2 separate regions of the Homo sapiens genome follow, and region 1 is linked to region 2. The links are chromatin loops, found by intact Hi-C in ENCODE. Cell type or tissue: endothelial cell of umbilical vein. All regions are shown on one strand. Each heading gives the region's core, and the rest is flanking DNA. Links, peaks and the distances in the headings are about the cores only.

Region 1 (9,090 bases), core at 652-8,651, 210 kb after region 2:
GACTCTGTCTCTAAATCAGATTTTAAACAGAGGCTGTCCCTCTCCAGCATCCTAGAATGCAGTTTTTCAAAATCTTATGTGGCTCCACATGACTGTCAGGTGAAGTAGCTCATATTCTGTTCATGATCAGCAAATTGGTTTCCTTTTCTATTCTGAGCCATTTGACAGCATTTTGTAAAAATCCTCTCCCGCCCTAGAAAGTGCAGGCACACACAACCCAGTGAAGTAGGTATTATCAGCCCCATCATACCAGATAAAGAAATAAAAGCTGAAAGTAAATCACTGTTCAATTGTTACATTAATAGTATTCAATGGGAATCTGAACTCAGGTAATCCGATTTTCCTTCCCCTGTTCTCACAGACTCTTTAAATTTTTTTTTTTTTTTTTTGTTTTTGAGACAGGGTCTCACTCCTGTTGTCCAGGCTGGAGTGCAGTGGTGAGATCTTAGCTCACTATAGCCTAGACTTCCCAGGCTCAGATGATTCTCCCACTTCAGACTCCCAAGTAGCTGGAACTGCAGGCATACTGCAGCATGCCTGGCCAATTTTTTGTATTTTTAGTAGAGAAAGAGGTTTGCACATTTCCTAGGTTGGTTTCAAACTCCTGCCCTGGCCTGCCAAAGTATTGGGATTACAGGCATGAGCTACCGTGCCCATCGGCTAACTTTAAAAGTTTTTTTTTTTTTAAATTGGCTTGATGTTTTCCAAAAAGAAGTGAGGTGTCATCCAATCCTACCCTATAAACTCTGTGTACATACATATATAGTACATATAAAAAATACATACATAGATGTTTGAGTATATATATCTGTGAATGAGAGAGATTCCACGATAATATTCTACAATAAGCACTGTATTTACCTTCTATGCAGTGGCTGGCATGCTTTGGGCTCTTAATTATTAGCACTAATAATTAGTATAATTGAAAAAACATTACCAACATAACAGACTCTATGCCTGCACTTTGCTAACATTCCTTCCTCCAAAGACTAAAAAACTAGTCCTGATTATATACAAAACATCTGTAGCATGCAGAACAGATCGTTTGACAATGAATAAATATAAACCAAACCACCTCTTATATGTCTGTGTTTTCGGTTATTTGAGGTGCCGTGTTAATTTATTTTGAGTCAGTTTGGAAGATGAAACAGCTATAATGCACAAAAAGTACACATAAAACATCACAATCAGCCCTCCTCTGTCTGTGAAAGGCAGCCAGGTTGTGTTAAGAATACGTAAGAGTGTTTGCTACTATCTATGATTGGGGCAATGTGTATGCCCTGCCATTATTAAAGGTAGATTTCTTAATAGGCTGCACAGAAAAGGGTTTACATCAGACAGTGAAAACCAGGGGAAGCCAACACTGCCCACTCTTTTAGACAGAGCTGCTAAGCATTTTGTCACCTGAAATGAGGAGAAAGCGTTTATCTCAAGAATGGGAAAACCAACCCCATCATAACCCCATCAGAAAGCATTGCTGTTGATAAGTGTGGCTTCTCAGGGGTGTTCCATTCCCTAATCATGCCAAGTAGTTTGACTTGTTTCCATTTAGCATTTTAAATGTTTGTTTTTGCATTTGTTTTCTCATAAATTCTGCAGGTAACCAGGTAAAGTGACAAATTTTGGAATTTTGTTTCTGATCTACTTAGAATGGAGAATTTGAAACAGGGCAGCTGAACGCCTGTATGTCTGTGAGTAAATTTTAAAAGGATCCTGGGCACAGTGGCTCATGTCTGTAATCCCAACTTCTTGGGAGCCTGAGGCGGGAGGATCGCTTGAGGCCAGGAGTTTGAAACCAGCCTGGGCAACATAGTGAGACCCTGTCTCTACAAAAAAAATCAAAAAATTAGCCAGGTATGGTGGCCTGCTCCTGTGGTCCCAGCCACTTAGGAGGCTGAGGTAAGAGGATCGCTAGAGCCCAGGAGTTTGAGGCTGCAGTGAGCTATGATTTGTGCCACTGCACTCCAGCCTGGGTGACAGCACAAGTTCCTATCTCTTAAAAAAAAAAAAAAGTTGCCCCTGCCCCTTCCTGAGTGGGATGTGCCCAAGCATCACCATGGCAGGAACCACACAGAGGCAATGTTGGAGAGAACAGCGGCTGGTGGGTTTGACACCCTTGTAAAGAATAAATGAAATGCTAGGGCTTAGCAAACCAGTTCTTGGCAAAAGAGAAAAGGCGCATCTGACTCCTGTAGACCTGGAAGTGAGCCGCCAAGAATCTAGGGTGGTTTTGCTCAAAGTGGGGTGCTGCGTAAAGGCACAGATCTCTCATCCCCATCTCAGAGTCAGTCATCACAGTATCTGAAGGGGTGCTGTGCATTCAGCTTTATTAACAAGCCCTACAGATAACATGCATGCACACTGAGTCTCAGAGCCTCAGTGGAAAAGCTCAGCACTCTACAGCTCATTGCATGGTGTGGTGTGAAGGCCAGCAGTAAGGGCCGCACCTTAAGTGAGGAATCTCACCCCACCCGCTTGATCTCTGCATCAGGATCTGCAATTGATAAACACACCCAGGTGATCTGTTTGCACAGTCAGCAGGGAAACACTGCTCTAGAGGACTCATTCCCAAAGTACTGCACACCAGAATCACCAGGGTCACTTAAACATGTCACTATAGTCTGTGCTCCAGCCCAGAGTGGCTAATTTAATTGGTTTGGAGGGTGGCCTGAACATTCGGATTTTTTAAAGCTTTCCACGTGATTTTAATATGCAACCAAGGTTGCGAACCCCTGTTTATAAAGGATGATGAGATAGATTTCAGAGGGAGGAAGTCAATTTGTTGAATAGATTGTGAAGCTCAGAAGGCACAGTAATCTGTGTTGTGCAAACCCTTATCAACTCCATTGGGGATGGCAGCATGTTCAAGAGGCTGAAAAACAGCCAGCAAGTGAGACATGAGGTTTCATTGAGGACCTACGTACAGGGCAGAGAGTCCGGGGGTAGAGGGCTGGGCAAGAGAACTGCAACCGCTTGCAAAAGGCATGCAGTTTATAAAGCATCTTCACTTAGTACTCTCCCACTGACAACCTCCACCTGGCAACCTTCATTTAATCCAAAAACAAAGGGCCTCAATCCCCTCTACGGCCCGTGTTCCACGGGACCGACCTGGGTGTCAGGTCTTCCTCATAGACAAGGAATGGATCTCTGGGCTGGCCACTCCCAGATTCCGTAGCTCAGATTTCCCAGCCACATTGGGGTGTGTGTGCCACCCAGGGTCATTTTGGGGTATGCTGATGTTATCGCTCTCAGGTGTATTTACTTCATAATTTGAAAGGCAAAGTGCTTTTGATTTGAAAAAGCAGGACCCCAGAGTGAAAGAAATTGTTTATCTTTTTAAGTTCCAAAAAGCACTGGTTTGGAAAAATCACAAAACAAGTCATGGAGGCCTAGAACGTAGCATTTACTGACTGAACTATAGGGTTTAGAAAGCATGCCATCCAACTACCTTTAGGGGAAAGAGGGCTTTTGTTACTTCCCAGGCAAAACATCACAAGACTGCAGCTCAATCAGGGGCTGGAGCAATGAGATGCCTGGGTGGAAACTGGCAACAGCTAAGGAAAATCTAGGTAGATAAGCCTGAGGGCAATCACAGAAACCTGAATACCCAGCCTGTGCGTGTCTGAGTCCTAACAGTGGCTCAGAAGCATTTGCTAAAAGGGGACTGAAAGAGGCTAACAGAGGACGAAGAGGGCCCAGGACACAGGGAAATTTTGAGCAGAGGTCACTACACAGACAATGGAACGAGCCACAGAAGCTTGAGCAATGCCCCAAAGGCCACAAGGGACTGAGCTACCCTTTAGTCTGAAGCCAATAATAGCAGATGATGGGTGTGAGCCAGATATCTCTTCCCAGTCGCTGGACAACAGGTAAACCCCTTTCTATTTCATTCCTTGGGAGGGTAGCTACACAGGGTGGAGAAAAAGAGTCTTTTTTCTGAGATGGAGTCTCGCCCTGTTGCCCAGGCTGGAGTGCAGTGGCGCGATATCGGCTCACTGCAACCTCTGCCTCCTGGGTTCAAGCAGTTCTCCTGCCTCAGCTGCCTGCGTAGCTGGGACTACAGGTGCATGCTACCACGGCTGGCTGAGGGGTCTTGAATCTGAATAAATACTTACCTAAATAAGACTAAATCTAAACATAGAAGTGATTGCAAGATCATCATTTTCTACCATGGTGGAAATGGAGGCTTTGAAAGCTAAATGGAATTCATTTCTAGAAAAATGAAGAAAGTTACATGTCTGATTCCTGAATTTGGCCTGCAGCTTTCAATCAACTGTAATAAGAGAATCTAGTCGCCTGCCTCTAAGGCAGTTTCTTCTCTGTAGGTCCTGGGATCTTGCTATGAAGTTAAAAAGGCTTCTTTGAATGGCATTCTTTTTGCTAGAGGATGAGGATCAGGGAAAAATGTTATAGAATCATGAATCACAAGATATCCATATTCCTATTTGAGAGACAGAATTGGCGCCAGAACCCAGGTCTACCAAGATGCATGGATGAACTCTGAAAGCCTCAAGACTCTTGAGGGATAAATTCAACCAAGCAGCATTGACGGGCCTGCCTTAGTAAAGAACATTTACTTCAGAGACAAGACGCACAGCACTGACATGTCTGATTATTATAATTTGCATCAGACTCAGCAAAGTTGTTGACTAGCACATGGCCTCAAGTGAATATTTCTGATTAAGGGAAGAAAAAGACATAATTAAGAGGTAATCGGCTGATGTGGTGGCTCACACCTGTAATCCCACCACTTTGGGAGGCTGAGGTGGGCAGATCACGAGGTCAAGAGATTGAGACCATCTTGGCCAACATGGTAAAACCCCATCTCTACTAAAACTACAAAAATGAGCTGAGTGTGGTGGCACACGCCTGTAGTCCCAGCTACTTGGGAGGCTGAGGCAGGAGGACCGCTTGAACCCAGGAGGTGGAAGTTGCAGTGGGCTGAGATCGTGCCACTGCACTCCAGCCTGAGGGCAGAGTAAGACTCCGTCTCAGAAAAAAAAAGGAAAAGAAAAAAAGAGGTAATCAATTACTAACATTGCACAGACTTTAGCTTCCTTTTCCCTTCCTGCTGCTTTTAAATTTTTTCTCCCTGAAGGGAGTATTCCTGGGGAGAAAAGTTGACTCATGCCTCTGTCCTTCCTGGCTCTCATTTGGGACGTGTTTAGCCTTGGAAGGAAGTCAAAGGACTGGCTATGTGATGGATACATCCTCTATTTCCTTTGCCTCATCAAAGGCACAGCCTTTCTGTCAATTTTCCTGGTACTAAGGGTGGGAAGGAGACCTATGACTACCATAATAAATAGCAGTAACTTTCTAATTGTTTACCTAAAATGCAACCCAGGAGTTGAATTTCATTAATCACCCTGACATTTTTGGGGTAGGAATTACATAAGGGACCTAGATTTTTGAATTATTTTAAATTTGGATATATTATGTATACAAACCTCTCCCCAGTAATAACAACTAACCACCATTGATTAGCATAATGTAACCTAAGAAAATAAATTTAACTAGATGTTCTTGAAATTGCCACAGGTAGGAAGCATTAGTATACGATATAATACCAAATCCACTTTGAGCCCACTATGACGTCTCCATTAGTGTCATAAAAGGTTTATGGCAAATTTATAAGAATATGTTGCGGTATCCTTTTTGTCTAATCCCAGAGGAGAGAAGAAAGCCAAAGGCCTGAAATTAATGATGTATATTTAGGCAGTCAGCTTACTGGATGCTGCCCCAAACCAAAAAATAGCTCTACATATGGAAAATTCCCAATCAGGGGAGGGGCTAGTGGAAAGAGACAAGGTTTTTATAAGTAGTTGAAACTGTCATTTAACTATTAATGACTTCTAAGTATTTATTGAAACCATCTTAAACATAAAAGTGAAAATCAAACCCTAAAACCAAGAAGTCTGATGTTCTCTGCTAAAAAACCTGGACAGTGAAATAATCTTTTAAGACAAATCAATGTCTTCATATAGCATGCACAATACATAAATTACCTGTGCCTCATGGCTTTCCATGTGCCTTCAATGTGAATTAGGTAAATCAAGAATAGTTATGGTTCCTATCATGAACCAGTTCTTTTTTTCTCCACTTTAAAATGTTCAGTCTATCTTTGGAAAACCACAAAATATGGCTGGAAGAGATACATATATTTTTTGAGACAGTCTCACTCTGTCGCCCAGGTTAGAGCTCAGTGGCTCGATCTTGGCTCAGTGCAGCCTCCGCCTCCCGGGTTCAGGTGATTCTTGTGCCTCAGCCTCTAGAGTAACTGGGACTACAGGCATGCATCACCATGCCCAGCTAATTTTTGTATTATTAGTAGAGACGGGGTTTTACCATGTTGGCCAGGCTGGTCTCGAACTCCTGACCTCAACTGATCCACCCACCTCGGCCTCCTAAATACTGATGAGATTACAGGCATGAGCCACCATGATGGGCCAAGCTGGAAAATATTTATGCTTTAAAAACATGAGCTTCATGACAGACACGTTGAGGTTCATGCTATAATAGGAGCTATGAGCTCAAAAGGGTTAAAATAATTTGCGCCAGAAAGGATGCAAGCTGTCTATGTCAGTGCAAGCCGCGGTATTGAGGAGTTTCAAATGAAAACTTGGGTTGTGAAGTTGACAAGTTTTATGTACAATGCAGATTGTTAAGCCATTCTGCCTTTCTATCATTGTCTCTTGACAGGAGAAGGAAGCGTGTGTTTGTCTTTCTTCAAGTTCTCATGAAAGTCGCTCTGGAATCGTACATTAAAAAAGCCTGTGGCATGCTTAAGCTTCAGCCTCATCTGTAGAAGAAAACTGCCTTTGCATGATGCATTTTTCAGAAAATGGACTCTATTTCAGGACGTAGACTCTCACGTGGGAAAAGAAAGAAAACCTTACCTGGGTAATCATTCTTGTCTATGTCTGAATCTCCTCTTAAAGTAAAGCCAAATCCGGAAGGGACAGCATGTGAGGCCCACACTCCTTGCAGAACTTGGGAAGGCTTGGTGTTTAAGCCATCTTTGTTCCCATTATAAATGAGCACTTTGCCTCTTTGATCCTTGCCTGCAAAAGGCACTCCGATGGCAATGTCTAAAAACAGACATAAAACATGTTTTATGTGTATATGTATTTAATTCTTCATTTGTTCATTTTAGAGACAGGACCTTACTCTGTCACCCAAGCTGGAGTGCAGTGGTGGGATCATGGCTCACCGCAGCCCCACACTCCCGGACTCAAGTGATCCTCCTGCCTCAACTTCTCTAGGAGCTGGGACTACAGGTGCATACCACCATGTCAGGCTAATATATATATATATATATATATATATATATATATATATATATATATATATATATATATAGAATTTTTTTTTTTTTTTGAGCAATGGGTCCTTGCTTTGTTGCCCAGGATGGTCTGGAATTCCTGGCCTCAAGTGATCACCCCACCTCAGCCTCCCACACTGTTGGGATTAAAGGCATGAGCCACTGTGCTTGGCCATAGAGACGTTTCTTTTTTAAGTACAGAAGAATGGTTCAGAAATAGTTTAGTATACTCAAAAAGCAGTATCGAAACTCTAAAGGGCTTATAATGTTTTCCATGAAAATTCTGTAGTACTGCTGCAATGACAAATTATTTGTTGCCTTTTATCCATCCAACAAATATTTATTAAGAGCCTCCAGGGCCTGGCGCGGTGGCTCACACCTGTAATCCCAGCACTTTGGGAGGCCGAGGCGGGCGGATCATGAGGTCAGGAGATCGAGACCATCCTGGCTAACACAGTAAAACCCCATCTCTACTAAAAATACAAAAAATTAGCCTGGCGTAGTGGCGGGCGCCTGTAATCCCAGCTACTCGGGAGGCTGAGGCAGAGAATTGCTTGAACCTGGGAGGTGGAGGTTGTGGTGAGCAGTGAGTTGAGATCGTGCCACTGCACTCTAGCCTGGGTGACAGACTCTGTCTCAAAAAAAAAAAAAAAAAAAAAAAAAGATGATCTAAAAACTCAGATTTTTGTAGAAAATAAAGATATTGTCTTGTGTCAGGCGAAAAGGAACACTTTCGACACTTTCTTAACTTTCTCTAAGTCACTGCCTTGACTCCCATCCCCTTGTTTACTCTCAGTGAATTTCACATGATTTTACCTACTTTGTATACTCAAGGACACCAAAGCTCAGAGAAGCTAGGACCTCCCTTTATGTCATTTAGAATGCTTCTTTTATCTTTTAAAAATACTATTAAAGGTTTGAGAGAAAAGACAAATAGAAGAAAATATGATTTTAAACGACAGCTCCATAGATAATTTAGCACTATTTATTTTACTTGAGTGATCAGGAATAGAGCAGCTTTACAGAGTAGCAAGTCACTTAAAGGTAAGCTTGTCTTTTAAAAAATTTCCCTGGAACCATAAGCTTTTTACATGTACTTTGTTTTATGATACTTTAAAATTTACTAACCATATGTTGCTGAGAACTTTTTTTCAAAGAATGTGTAAGAGAACAGAAACATTGGCCAAATATACTAATGAATACTAATCTGATGTGAATACTTCCAAGGCTACTTTGTTACAGCAAGTTCCTGTTACTTCCTTGAGTTCAATCAAGAAATTCACTATGCTCGGTTCTTAACTAAAGAACCTGAAGTGCATTTAAGAAAATGCATACATTTTCAGGTCCTGAAAATGTATGCAAACTTTTGTGTGAAGGTGTGTGTTTTTCTGAGGAGAGGGTACTTGGAGGGGTTTCATAAATTCTAACCTAAAGAACTACAAGCCTAACCTACGAGTTTAACACTACTTTGTTGCAAATATTGAAACTAAGGTGAAGCCTACGTGCCAATTAAAATTCAGTATAACCTGTACATAACCCATGTAGGCTGATCAGAAGTCAGGATACTTGCTAATATATCAACATGTATTTATTTGTCTTGACATATAGAAGGTTTCCTAGTTACCTTTAAGTCACCAAATCCAAACATCAATTTTAAAAATAATTCCTGCCTCTACTGAGAGCTATTACAGGATAGCCAACATCAAATGTGAGAAAATTGCTTGGACGTCAGAGCAATGACGATTTTTGTATTAACTTTGGCTTTAAAG
Region 2 (8,980 bases), core at 1-8,000:
GCTTGCAGTGAGCCGAGATCCCGCCACTGCACTCCAGCCTGGGCGACAGAGCGAGACTCCGTCTCAAAAAAAAAAAAAAAAAAAAAAAAAAAATAACATTTATAGTCCTTGCAGACAGTTTATCATCACGTTGCCTCATTAAATGTAGTTTGCGTTATTTTTATTGTTGTTTTTGTTTGTTTGTTTTTGAGATAGGGTCTCCCTCTGTCACCCAGGCTGGAATGCAGTGGTGCAATGTTGACTAACTGCAATCTCCGCCTCCCGAGTTCAAGCGATTCTCCCACCTCAGCCTCCTGAGTAGCTGGGATTACAGGTGCCTGCTACCATGCCCACAGCCCGGCTATTTTTTGTATTTTTAGTAGAGATGGGGTTTCACCATATTGGCCAGGCTGGTGTCGAACTCCTGACCTCAGTTGATCCACCTGCCTCAGCCTCCCAAAGTGCTGGGATTACAGGTGTGAGCCACCGCCCCTGGCCTGTAGCTTGTTTTCTTTCTTTCTTTCTTTCTTTCTTTCTTTCTTTCTTTCTTTCTTTCTTTCTTTCTTTCTTTCTTTCTTTCTCTCTCTCTCTCTCTCTCTCTCTTTCTTTCTTTCTTTCTTTCTTTTCTTTCCTTTCTTTCTTTTCTTTCTTTCTTTTTGAGGCAGAGTCTCGCTCTGTTGCCCAGGCTGGAGTGCAGTGGCGCCATCTCGGCTCACTGCAAGCTCCGCCTCCCGGGTTGGCGCCATTCTCCAGCCTCAGCCTCCCGAGTAGCTGGGACTACAGGCACCTGCCACCACACCCGGCTAATTTTTTGTATTTTTATTAGAGACGGGGTTTCACTGTGTTAGCCAGGATGTTCTCGATCTCCTGACCTCGTGATCCACCCACCTTGGCCTCCCAAAGTGCTGGGATTACAGGCGTGAGCCACCGCACCCGGCCGCTTGTGTTATTTCTTATAGGAATCAATTATTTTAAAATATTAGAAGGCAATAGACTGGAAGCTTAAAAAGCCATTTGATGGTAATTCAGCCTCTTAGAGCTTCAGTCTTCTAAAACCCTGTAAGTCGGGGCCAGGCGCGGTGGCTCACGCCTGTACTTCCAACAATTTGGGAGGTCCAGGAAGGTGGATCACTTGAGGTCAGGAGTTTGAGATCAGCCTGGCCAACATGGTAAAACCCCTTCTCTGCTAAAAATACAAAAATTAGCCAGGGGTGGTGGTGCACACCTGTAATCCCAGCTACTCGAGAGGCTGAAGCAGGAGAATTGCTTGAACTCAGGAGGTGGAGTTTGCAGTGAGTCAAGATCGTGCCACTGCACTCCAGTCTGGCTGACACAGTGAGACTCTGTTTCAGTAAATACATAAGTAATAAATAAATAAGACTTAGAAGTGGAATGGCAGCATTACGCATTCACATATTCTACTTCAAAATGCCAAATAGCTCTTTGAAGTAGTGGCAACAACCTCTACTCCTACTCCTACCTGTGGTGTTTGAGAGCTCCAGGTGTTCATCATCCTCCCCAAACCCCTGCTTTTAAACACTTTGATATTGAAAATTTTGAATATATACAAAAATAGGGAGATTAATGAACCTTTAAGGTCCTGTCATTCGATTTTAATAGTTACTAATTCACAGCCAGTCTTGAATCATATATACCGATCACACTCCTGCAGGTTATTTGAAGCAAATTTCAGTTCCAGGATAACACTCTGAAAGATAAGAACTCTTCATTTTTTATTTTTATTTTTTGAGACAAGGTTTCACTCTGTCACCCAGGCTGCTGTGCAGTGGTGTGATCACACCTCACTGCAACCTCAACCTCTCAGGCTCCAGCGATCCTCCCACTTCAGCCTCCTGAGTAGTTGGGGCTATAGGCACGTGCCACCATACCCAGCTAATTTTTAAAATTTTTGTAGAGATAGGGTCTCACTACGTTGCTCAGGTTGGTCTGAAACTCCTGAGCTCAAATGATCCTCCCTCACCCTCCCAAAAGTGGTGGGATTATAGGCATGAGCTACTGCACCCAGCGAGGACTCCTTATTTTAAACATAACCAAAACACCATGATTACACTGAAAAAATAATCATCAATCTTTCCTTGTTGAAATAAAATAACCAGCCACGGTTCAAATTTCACAACTGTCTCATAACATTTTATGGTTGGCTTGACTCACATCCAAAATAAGATCCATAAATCACAATTGTTGATATGTTTCTTCAATATATTTCAATTGGTGGGTTCCCTCCCCATCTCTCTTTTTTTTTGGTTGGTATTTATTTATTGAAAAATAAAAACAGGATTGTTTGTTCTATAGAGCGGAGGTCCCAAACCCCAGGCCACAGACTGGTACTAGTCCATGGCCTGTTAAGAACTGGGCTGGCACAGCAGGAGGTGAGTGGCGGGGGAGTGAGCAAAGCCTCCTCTGTATTTACAGCTGCTCCCCATTGCTCACATTACTGCCTGAACTCTGCCTCCTGTCAGATCAGTGTGGCATTAGATCTAATAGGAGCGGGAACCCTGTTGTCAACTGTGTGTGTGATGCATCTACGTTGCGTGCTCCTTATGAGAATCTAATGCTTGATGATCTGTCACTGTCTCCCGTCACCCCAAAATGGGACCATCTAGTTGTAGGAAAACAAGCTCAGGGCTCCCATTGATTCTACATTATGGTGAGTTTTATAATTATTTCACCATCACCTGAGGTCAGGAGTTCAAGACCAGCCTGGCCAATATAGTGAAACCCCATCTCTACTAAAAATACAAAAATTAGCCTGGCGTTCTGGTGCGGGCCTGTAATCCCAGCTACTCGGGAGGCTGAGGCAGGAGAATTGCTTGAACCAGAAGGCGGAGGTTGCAGTGAACCGAGATGACACCACTGCCCTCCAGCCTGGGCGACAGAGCGAGACTCCGTCTCAAAAAAAGAAAAAAAAAATTATTATACATTACAGTGTAATAATAGAAATAAAGGGCACAATAAATGTAATGCACTTGACTCGTCCCAAAACCATTCCTCCCAGCCCCGCTCCAACCGCCCACCGGTCTGTGGAAAAATTATCTTCCATGAAACTGGTCTCTGGTGCCAAAAAGGTTGGGGACCGCTGCTGCAGAGGTTCTCACAGCATGGATCTTAGTGAGTACATGGTGTGGAACATGCTCCTCTCTCTCTGTGTGTTCTGAAAACTGGTGTCAGAGTTCGATCAGATTTATGTTCAGTTTTTTTTTGATCCCATAGTTTGCAAAGTGCTCTTGTACCTCCTTTCAGAACGTGTTTCCAGGCAAGGAATTTGGAATTCCCTGCAAGGACAAAGGTCATGTTTTCAAACAATGAGAGGCAACATTCCCAGTTATACATATACATGTTCTAGGTAATTTTTCACTTCTTTCTTTTCCTACATTTGATGACAATCTTGGGAAGTGGGGGGAGTTGTCAGATTGAAACATTTACAGCATCAAAATAATAATTTCTAAGCCAAAGCCAACTTCCCGTGCACTCTGGATCCTGCTCCTTCTCCAATGGTAATCTAATTTTACCTTTGATTCCATCCAGTATATACGGGATTGGAGTCCAGGAAACTGAAAAATTATCTTTTGTATTATCTTTTATCGTTCTCTTTAATTAATAAAAAATAAACCAGACATCCTTCCAAGTTTCCAGGCTATTTGGCTGGGTTAAGAGAAGGCAGAATAAATACAGTGAAAGCTAGTTGCTCAAAAAAACAAGAAACAAAACTCAAACCCAGAAAGAAGTTATATAGTATTTTCTCACTCCATTCTTGGTTAAAATTCAGTCTCAGCGAACAATTTGTTACAAAAAAAATTGAAGTCTGTAATATTGTTGAAGTTTATCTCATTTTTTTCTTTAAATTTATCTATCTCCCTTTTTTCTTTAAATTTCTCCCTTAAATTCTGGATTGAGAATTGACAATTGATTTGAGAAATGGAAGAAACATAAAGGAGAAAAGGGAGCCTTCTGGTTTAATGTGACGTAAAGTTCATAAAGCTGGAATGAAACTGTGCTTTTCATGCTTGGTTTAGGTGCCTAAGACATTTCAAATGATGGCTACAAATATACATAGAATAGGGGGAAATTTCTCTATTCTTTCCTAAGCCTTGGGTTGGTTTCTGGGGAATATTAACACACACAGACTACAGACTCCCTTTACAAAGCTGGGCATTTTCACACATGCAAATACAGTTTTGGGGGCTGGTGAGCATTATTTGAGTGGTTGCTTGGTATCGTTTTTTAAAAAAATAATCATTTTCAATTATCTTTATTTATCTGTTTTAATTTTTTAGAGACAGGGCCTTCCTCTGTCTCCCAGGCCAGAGTCCAGTGGTGCAATCATAGTTCACCACAGCCTCCAACTCCTGGACTCAAGTGATCCTCCTGCCTCAGCCTCCCGAGTAGCTGGGAATACAGGCATGCACCAAGCCAGGCTCTTCTTGTTTAAATTCAGTTCAGTGAAATATTTTTAAAAAACAGAATCTAAATATTTAATAGCAAATAATGGGATAACATTTATTAAAATTGTTTTTAACTTTGAGACCAATAAGCATATACACAAACATATAAAGAAAGTATTTTGCAGGATGGATGGCAATATTAACTTTCTTTATGACTCATTGTTGAGCTTTCCAAAGTTATGTTAGCTAAATTATTGAAGGGTTTCATTGATAGAAATTATGAAACCATCCTTGAATACAGACAGTTCACTAGCAGGCAAGCAATCTATATTTCACACAGCTGGAAGATGTGAGGAGATAAGGAGTAAAGGCTGTGGTGTGTTTATCACCGCTGATCAGCACACAGACTTCAGATATAAGAATGTGTTAAAACAATTTTTCCCCCAGGTTTTTCAATTATATGCTTTAAGACTGACATTATCAGCGGGATCACCTTTTAGAATGGAGATGAGCAACTTAACACATACAATACTATTAATAATTCTTCAGTTTTGTCCGTCAGCCACCAGAGGGCAGTATTTTCTCTCTTTCTCTTTCTCCCTCTCCCTCCCCCGTCTTTCTTTCTCTCCGTCTCTCTTCTTTTTCTCTCCATTTCCTTCCTTCCCCCCCTTCTCTTTCTCTCTCTCTCTCTCTCTTCTCTCTCTCCATTTCCCTCCTTTCTTCCCTCCCTCTCTGCGTCTCTTTCTCTTCTTTCTCTTCCTCCATTTCCCTTTCTATCGCGCACGCTTTCTCTCTCTACCTATTTCTCCCTCTTTCCCTGTCTCTCTCCCCCATCCTTCTCTCCTCCATACATCGCTTTCACTCCTCATCTCTCTCTCTCTCTCTGTCTCTCTCTCTCTCACACACACACACACACACACACACACACACACACACACACTGCATACTTCATGGAGATAACTTATCCCATGGGGGACTGACCTAGTTCTGCCTGCTCCCAGCGCCCCTCCCTCACTTTCTTGCACCATGTGCTCTGGTCCGGGCTGTCCTCAGAGCATTCACTCTGGTCTCCTGGATTCTAATCTTCCAGGGTGCTGCCAGGAGTGGTATTTTGACCACATATCTTTCCTGTTTAAGATCCTTCAAGGACAGCGTCTCTCTGGGATTCAGGGACATTTGGACACGTCTCTGTCTTAGCCACTTACCCCATGGAACTGTCATGATTGATTTATGTGCCCATCTTCCACACTGGCATAGGAACTCCTCTAGGATGGAGACCTGGCAGCAGATATTGTTTTTGGTAGCCTCAATTCCTAGCAGGATGCCAGACACATAGCACGCTGTGGCCTCAGTGATTAACCAGTCATAGCTGAGGAACTCTATATACTGACACTGTTGCATTTTGTCAAATATGTATGCGTTGACTCGCCCTCTCTGCCAGCCTCCGATTCACACCAGAGGAAGCTAAGGAGGGGTTTGAATCCTTGCATCAACCGGGGCTTCCCCTTGTTATATCCATTTAAAGAGGGCTCGAGGGTTAACCATTGCTTTAAACATACATTTATAGATTTTAAAAATTAGGCCAAATGTGGTGGTTCACACCTGTGATGCCAGCACCTTGGGAGGCCAAGGTGAGAGGATCACTTGATGCCAGGAGTTTGAGACCAGCCTGAGCAAAATAGTGAGACCCCCATCTCTAATAAAAACTTAAAAATTAGCTGAGCATGGTGGTGCATACCTGTAGTCCCAGCTACTCAGGAGGCTGAAGTGGGAGGATCACTTGAGCTCAGGAGATCAAGGCTGCAGTGAGCTAAGATCTTGCCACTGCATCCCAGCCTGAGCAACAGAGCAAGACTTTGTCTTTAAAAAAAAGAATAAAAAATAAAAATATATAATTAATAAAATATAAACATAAATAAAAATGGACCACCTTAGCAGAGATTAGTTGACAGCTGAGAGCAGGAAGGAGATCTGGGCTAGAGACTGGGAAGGTTGGGGTGTGCCTGGGAGAGGCTGGGGCTGGGGGCAGGAGGACAAAGTATCCCAAACAAGGTTTCCAGCGAAATCTTTAACGTTCACCAACAAGGCAGTGCTGGACTTGGTTTCACCACTAGCAGCCTCTCCTTCTCCATTTTTGTAACATGTGCTCTGTTTTACTTTGAGCAAGAAAATTAAGATATATGGTTTGGCTTTAAAAGGCATAGTTCTGGGGCTGGGCATGGTGGCTCACACCTGTAATCCCAGCACTTTGGGAGGCCAAGGCGGGTGGATCACGAGGTCAGAAGTTCGAGACCAGCCTGACCAACACGGTGAAACTCCATCTCTACAAAAATACAAAAATTAGCGGGGCATGATGGCACCCAGCTACTCAGGAGGCTGAGGCGGGAGAATCGCTTGAACCTGGGAGGTGGAGGTTGCAGTGAGCAGAGATCATGCCATTGCACTCCAACCTGGGCGGCCAAGCGAGACTCCGTCTCAAACACACACACACACACACACACACACACACAAAAAAAAAAAAAAAAAAAAAAAAAAAAAAACAAAACCAAAAGGCATAGTTCTTTTTTACCTGGCAACACACGCACATGGTAAACAGAAGTCCAAACAGTACAAAGGGGGTAGAATAAAAGTTGTTTTAAAAATGGCAAGCGAGGCTGGGTGCAGTGGCACGCCTATAATCCCAGCACTTTGGGAGGCCGAGGTAGGTGGATCACCTGAGGTCAGGAGTTCGAGACCAGTCTGGCCAACATGGCGAAACCTTGTCTCTACTAAAAATACAAAAATTATCTCGGCGTTGTGGCACACACGTGTACGCACAGCTGCTTGGGAGGATCACTTAAACCCAGGGGGTGGAGGTTGCAGTGAGCCGAGATCTCACCACTGCACTCCAGCCTGGGCAACAGAGTAAGACTCCATCTCAAATTAAAAAATAAAAAGGGCAGGCAAAATATCTCTTGCTTTAATTTGTCTATTTCATCTTGCTTAGTTTTTCTTTTTCTTTATTTTAAATGCCTTCCCAAAGCTTGAAACAATTTTGTTTCCAAAAGATTGGTCTACAGCCATAAGAGTTTCTAAAACATTACTGATGAGCGTTTTAAGGATGTCTTATCTAAAATGTGGTTATGCAGTCATTTGTATTTATACATCTCCTTCTCAAGTCTGGGTAAACAAAACTCATCAGAGCACTTACCAAAGTCAGTGGAGAGCAGCTGGTATAGGGTGCGCGTCAGGAATGAGTAAGGCAGGTGAATCAGATGTCTACCATTCGCACCAATTGCTGCAAAATCAAAGACAGATCAAAGCCCTCAGAATGGTTGGTCCGAGCTTGCAAACTTTTCCTTTTCACATCTTGCTGGCAAGTGCTATTCAGGGTGAAAAAGATCTGGGAGAGAACAAAAATGATTATTCTGTTTTGTCTAGATGTGGAAATTCTGCCCTAGACTCCTTTGAGTTTAGAAGAAAAGGTGAAAGTTATTGCTAGATCTAAATAAGTCCCAGTTGGGAAAGATCTCAAGACAAAAAATTTTCATGGCATGTTGATACTTCAAAGATGTAATGTGAGGAGGCTTTTATATTTTGGATTTGAATGAGTATGGTCTCTTCATATTTACTCCATTTTAAGGATATACATTCTTAAAGGGTGTTGACAATGTAAACATTTCTTAATGTGGTCTCAATTGCATTATTTAAAAAGCTGTTGAAATGGAAAAAGGAGTCCAGACTGGAGACACGTCGAAGATCTAGAGAAAAATCCAGTGTTCAAAGGCGTGTGATAAAATGAATGGGAAGGAAATATTTGGAGACAAAAACCAAAGAACCTAACGGAGAAGAGGATTTTTATGGCCATCTGAAGCTCCTACAGCATGTTAATCTGAACAGTTATGGTCCAAGATGAAAGTGTTTAGTACACTGTTCAGTAAATATTATTGTTGGTGATGAAAAGTTTATTATGGAGAAAAAGGGAATTTTGTGGATGAAGACAAAGAAAATTGTGAGGCAACATGTCCAGAGATCTTGAAGGGCTGCGAAAAATTTTTGAAATGTAGATAAAGAGTAAACTATTTTCTCCAAGTATACAATAAGAATTTGGAGTGATATAAAATAATTTATATTATATAATTTATATAATTATATGTAATATATAATTTATATAATTATATGTAATATATAATTATAATTATATAATGACAAACAATTTAGTTAACTTTTGCCTAAAACATTCCAAACAGAAATAACAATTTATACTAATTAAAAATTTACTGACATAAACTGTTCAGTGATTCACATAAACCTGGTAAAGATATGTGTTATTAATAATTATTCAGGCTGGATATGGTTGCTCACGCCTGTAATCCCAGCACTTTGGGAGGCCGAGGCAGGAGGATCAGGAGGTCAAGAGATCGAGACCATCTTGGCCAACATGGTAAAACCCCGTCTCTACTAAAAATGCAAAAATTGGCTGGGCGTGGTGGTGCGTGCCTGTCATCCCAGCTACTCGGGAGGCTGAGGCAGGAGAATCACTTGACCTCAGGAAGCAGAGGTTGCAGTGAGCCGAGATGATGCCACTGCACTCCAGCCTGGAAACAGAGTGAGACTCC

What was found. Hi-C counts contacts between places; a loop is a spot of excess contacts. Peaks named below come from ENCODE experiments on the same cell type or tissue, not always from the same donor. Only the 100,000 strongest peaks of a DNase experiment are listed, where the experiment ranks them.
Region 1: it touches region 2 in a loop (3-fold over the local background); 2 of 110 quality-filtered maps call a loop at or near these places.

What each region holds. Positions count from the first base shown.
Region 1 is chr10:15,637,134-15,646,223 of GRCh38, forward strand. ITGA8 (integrin subunit alpha 8) reads right to left here. Exons shown (of 30, transcript NM_003638.3): 13 at 6,897-7,088. Among named protein-coding and RNA genes, the nearest start is that of ITGA8, 78 kb to the right of the region's middle. In endothelial cell of umbilical vein, for the core only: no CTCF peak of the experiment used is centred there; a DNase peak (open chromatin) is centred at 5,158.
Region 2 is chr10:15,429,306-15,438,285 of GRCh38, forward strand. No RefSeq gene overlaps it. Among named protein-coding and RNA genes, the nearest start is that of FAM171A1, 63 kb to the left of the region's middle. RefSeq lists an enhancer at 4,805-5,099. In endothelial cell of umbilical vein, for the core only: a CTCF peak has its summit at 4,941 (motif pointing right); a DNase peak (open chromatin) is centred at 4,956; H3K4me3 peaks cover 399 bases.